Regions from separate parts of the Mus musculus genome. Here region 1 is linked to region 2. A link is a loop called in an ENCODE intact Hi-C map of the cell type or tissue named here. Cell type or tissue: heart. All regions are shown on one strand.

What was found. A loop is a pair of places that touch in the nucleus more often than their neighbours do. Peaks named below come from ENCODE experiments on the same cell type or tissue, not always from the same donor. Only the 100,000 strongest peaks of a DNase experiment are listed, where the experiment ranks them.
Region 1: a loop joins it to region 2, with 2.5 times the contacts of the local background. A loop is called at or near these places in 5 of 42 quality-filtered maps.

Annotation. Positions count from the first base shown.
Region 1 is chr7:112,954,252-112,956,751 of GRCm38, forward strand. Rassf10 (Ras association (RalGDS/AF-6) domain family (N-terminal) member 10) reads left to right here. Exons shown (of 1, transcript NM_175279.3): 1 at 1-2,500. The coding sequence ends at 1,469. Among named protein-coding and RNA genes, the nearest start is that of Rassf10, 1.5 kb to the left of the region's middle. In heart, CTCF peaks have their summits at 948 and 1,902; a DNase peak (open chromatin) is centred at 900; H3K4me3 peaks cover 1,731 bases; H3K27ac peaks cover 1,786 bases; H3K27me3 peaks cover 1,520 bases.
Region 2 is chr7:113,058,243-113,060,742 of GRCm38, forward strand. No RefSeq gene overlaps it. Among named protein-coding and RNA genes, the nearest start is that of Gm40452, 8.9 kb to the left of the region's middle. In heart, no CTCF peak of the experiment used is centred here; a DNase peak (open chromatin) is centred at 1,139; H3K27ac peaks cover 1,180 bases.

The sequences.
Region 1 (2,500 bases), 100 kb before region 2:
CCGGCCTCTCCCGCCGCACCACCTGCTCGGACGTGGTGCGGGTGCTTTTGGAGGACGGCTGCCGGCGGCGCTGCAGGCAGCGGCGGGGCCAGCGACGGGGCTTGACGGAAGACCCTTCGGGCCAGTTGGAGCTGCCCGAGCCCCCGGACGAAAACGACGAGGATGACGACGACGCGATGCCCCCGGGCATGCTATGTGGGCCCCCGCAGTGCTATTGCATTGTGGAGAAGTGGCGCGGCTTTGAGCGCATCCTGCCCAACAAGACGCGGATCTTGCGCCTCTGGACTGCTTGGGGCGACGAGCAGGAGAATGTACGCTTCGTGCTGGTGCGCAGCGAAGCGTCGCTGCCCAACGCCGGACCGCGCAGCGCCGAGGCGCGGGTAGTGCTCAGCCGCGAGCGCCCCTGCTTGGCCCGGGGCGCCCCAGCACGGCCCAGCCTGGCCTTGACCCAGGAGAAGCAGCGGCGGGTGGTACGCAAGGCCTTCCGCAAACTGGCCAAGCTCAACCGGAGGCGCCAGCAGCAGCCGTCGTCACCTTGTTCGTCCACGTCGTCGTCCACCGCCTCGTCCTGCTCGTCGTCTGCTCGGACCCACGAGAGCGCGTCGGTAGAACGTATGGAGACGCTGGTGCATCTGGTGCTGTCGCAGGACCACACGATTCGCCAGCAGGTGCAGCGGCTCCGGGAGCTGGACCGCGAGATAGACCGCTACGAAGCCAAGGTGCACCTAGACCGCATGCGGAGGCACGGAGTCAACTACGTGCAGGATACCTATCTAGTGGGGGCCGGCATCGACCTGGACGGACAAACTCCTGAAGGGGAGCCGGAAGATGCGACACTGGAGGAGAAGGGGACAGAACCGGCGGCACCCCTGGACAGCGAGGCGCAGGCGGCAGCGTTGGAGGAGCTGGCCAGGCGCTGTGACGACCTGGTGCGGCTGCAGGAGGAGCGCGCCCAGCAGGAGGAGTTGCTAGAGCGCCTGTCCGCCGAGATCCAGGAGGAACTGAACCAGCGCTGGATGCAGCGGCGCAATGAGGAGCTGGCGGCTCGAGAGGAGTCCCTAGAGCCCGATGGTGGTCCGGATGGCGAGCTGCTGCTGGAGCAGGAGCGGGTCAGGACGCAGCTCAGCACCAGCCTTTACATCGGGCTGAGGCTCAGCACGGACCTGGAGGCCGTCAAGGCGGACTTGGATTACAGCCAGCAGCAGAGGGACATTAAGGAGCGCGAGCTTCAGGGCCTTCTCCAGAGTTTGCACACTTTTGAGCAGACGGTGGTGCATGATGGGGCTCTGGGTTCCAGCGGACCCTCTCGCGAACCTCAGCCTCAGACCTGTGCAGAAATGTGGGTAGACCAGGCCCGGGGACTGGCTAAGAGTTGCCCGGGCAACGATGAGGACTCAGATACTGGGCTGAGCTCCATGCATAGCCAAGACTCAGACTCGGTACCCCCTGTGTGTGAATCCCTTGTGTAGAAGTAGTAGGGAGCAAGCTTAGACGCTTGCAGAATGCACTGGTTTGGCCTGCTCAGGGACATGAAGTGAGGCCATGGGGGTGAGCTCAGAGTTCCCACGGATGGGTCTGGAGAGTGAGTGTGAAGGAGGGTCCTGGACAAGGAAGCCCTAAGCTTCTAAGCTTTAGAGGGAAGTGGAGTCAGGAGGTGAGAACCCCTCCCTGTTTTTTAAAAACACATTAGGTAAGTGATGAGGTCCAAGCCCATTTTCAAAACAAGAGAAAAGGAAAACATTACGGGACATTTTTTTTTTACCACTCCTGTGCATGGGAAGGACTGATGACAGCTAGAACTTTGGTCTGTGGCATAAAGTGCTGCTAAAAGAAAACACTTGGATGGAAAGGAAATTCCTTGAATGTTAATTGTGACTGGAAACGTGTTCAAACTAGCCAAAGAGGGCGCACTAGTGTTGGTCTCTGCCTTGCTTAACATCTTTGATAAAACCCATAGGCATCAAAATCCTGACTGTTTACATTTCTTCAGGTTTGGGAATTACCCATCTGCTAAATCATTTGCCTTTTATTTCTGTCAAAGGCCAAACTGCACTGGGATGCAAGGCTGGGCCTCTCCTTACTAAATACATTGTGTTAAAGGCTCCCCACCTTCAGCCTGAAACATAGCACTTTGAGTTATAAAATCCTGGCATACATAATCCAGGGTAAAAATGTAGTCTGGCTTTTTGGGGTGTGTTTCTGCAAAGGCAGAGGTGCTGGCTTGTAATTCATGATTCAATTACAGTTAAGAAGGGGGAGCTGCAGAAGGGGGTGCAGCCTGCTTTGCTGTTTTCAAAGAACGTTCTGGTGTCAGCTACAAGTTGGAAGTAAGAATCTCCGCATAGTGTTTAGCTGCTAACTACAGCTCCGTGATTAAACACCAGCTATGATCTTCATGAATTTTACCCAGACCCAAGTCCAACTTCAGTATCTTCGGTTGGAGATGAGGTTCTGGTTCTCAAGTAAACTGCAAGTGCCAATTAACTTCAGGTGCAAACAG
Region 2 (2,500 bases):
TTTCAATTTTTGTCTGCTTGCTTGCTTGTTTTTTCCTTTTGGCTCAGGGCTCTGCTACACTAGAGCAAGAAACACTCCTTTTGCTGAACTGTGTGTGTTTTGCTCTCGATTCATGCAGTAAATTCCAAAACATCTTCAGCACGAGGTACCCTTTCAAATATATCCAAGGTAATGCTAATGACGCCGATGATGCTAATGAGGCGATTTCTTGGGAAAGTCCCTATGCGCACACAAAGGATAGAAACCCATCCACATAGCCAGTCTCTGGAGGAGAAATGGATGCAGGTCAGGTTGATTGCAATGGACAGTGGTTGACTCAAGAACAGCTACATAATGGAGCTGCCCTAAAATCCCAAATGAGGACTGGGTTTTGAGAACTTCCTGACAGTGTTTGAAAGCTCCTTTACCCTGTGAGCTCCCCTAGCCATTTCCTCATCGGATCTTTATCTTTCTTTTTACCCTTTTTCTGGAGACAGTGTCTTATGTAGCCTAAACGGGCCTCAGACTTACAGTAGAGGGTGACCTTGAACTCCTGATCTTCCTGCCAAGGCCTCCTAAGTGCTAGAGTTACAGCTATGTGCCACTGTTCCCTGTCCATCTTGCTGTTTATAATAAACTATTTGTTTCCATGAGTTTTATAAGCCACCCCGGCAAACTAAGATCTATAGGTAGGGCAGCCAGCTAGTTAGAAGTACAGGCAAATTAAACTGATGAACCCATAAAGTGCTTGCTGGGTAGGGAAACGTCACGCCCATTTGGTCTCAGTCATCTTCTCTGCAGAGCACTGAATAACAGGATAAAAGAAACTGAATTTATTCTCCCTCCATATTCTTAAGAATCCTTGTAGGAGTAGAAGACTTCCTCTTAGCCATCTAATGACTTGTCAAGACTTCCCGAACCAACAGAGGCATAGATGCTAGCCAGAGCTTCCCTCCCTGGCTCTCTTGCTGCTGCCCAGCCTCCTTTGACTTGGGCAGTGGATGCAGGAGATGGTGAGGAGCAGGCTCTTGGTGTGCTGCCCACCCTTAGCCCCGCTTCCTCTCAAATACAGTGGACTAGCAGTGTGAGCTCCCCACAGTCTGTGGGGGTTTTTGAGCCATGTGATCCTGTCCCTACCCGGTGCTGGCAAGCGTCCTGCAGGCAGGCTGCTTTCAAGATTGGACCAAAAGCCAAGTGGGGACAAGGGGCCCCATTCTTTGTAGCCTGCCGGCTCTGGCCGCTCACTCTCCTGGCACAGTTTTCAGATTTCCCGGTCTCCTCCCTGCTGTATTTCCTGTTCAGAGTTACTTTTTCCCAAGGTCAATTGGGAGGCTCTTAATTCTGGCAAAACTGGAAATGTGAAGAAAAATGAAAACTAACCAGGTTAATTCCAGTGATTGCTGGCACTACAAAGACATTAGGTAACTGCCTAACCCAGCATCCACCGCCCCTCTCCCATGACCCTGGAAGGCACTCTTTTAAGCGCTTTGTTTGCATTGCTCGGAGGTTCTCTAAAGTTCAGCTGCACATCTGGTTGGGAAAAAAGACACAAGCAGGCAGCACATGGTTCTTGCACACTAGCCACTCTGCAGCAGGGGCACACTGCTCGCACGTCTCATTGTGCTGTCTTCCTTGGTCCCTACCTCCTCTTCCAGCCTACTGCTTTGCTTGCTGTAAATCCTTTGTCACAGGTCAGAAGGTCAAAGCAATCTCTTGACCCCACCCCAATCCCCGAAATTGTCTTGTGTTTTTCAACTTCAAAAACCTTTGTCCTCACCACCTGCACTCACGGAAAGCCCTCCACACTCCTTTCCATGCAGCCAACCTAGATTTGTTTCTCCTTTATTCAAACCCAAGAGCAGGTCGGCCCTGGGCCAGTGCTTTCCCATCCGTTATCTCAGTCCACAAGGCCAGCATCCATGTCTTCTTATCTAGGGCTGACTCACCTGGAAGTGACCGTGATTTCCTCTCCCGTACTCTCTCTGTGGGTAATAGTCATTTGGCACCTAGCACATCTGAGCACTTTATAAGTAAGCAATCATTTGCTCATTCATTCATTTTTCTTTAAAGCAGCTGTTTCCTGAATATTATTGTCTGGAGACTGTGATGGATGTAGGGGATACAGAGGTGAATAAAATACCTTGATTGGCCCCAAGAAATTCAGTCCAGTGGTAAAAAAAAAAAAAGTGCTACCTGGAGCTAAGCTGGAGTTAGCTAAGCTGGCAAAGTGATTGCTTGCCTGGTCTGGGCTGGCTGCTCTTCCAGAAGGATCCAGATTCCAGTTCTCAGTATCCACATGATAACTCACAACCATCTGTAACTCCCATACCAGGGCATTCAATGTCCTCTTCTGGCTTTTTATAGCACCAGACATGTATGTGATAAATAGACATCCATGCAAGCAAAACATTCATACACATAACATATTTTTTTAAATGAGGGCTTGGTTTTGATCTACAGAGTCCAAGCACAAATGCCAGGTAATTTGGTACAGGTGTTTGTTATCTTAGGGCTGGGGAAG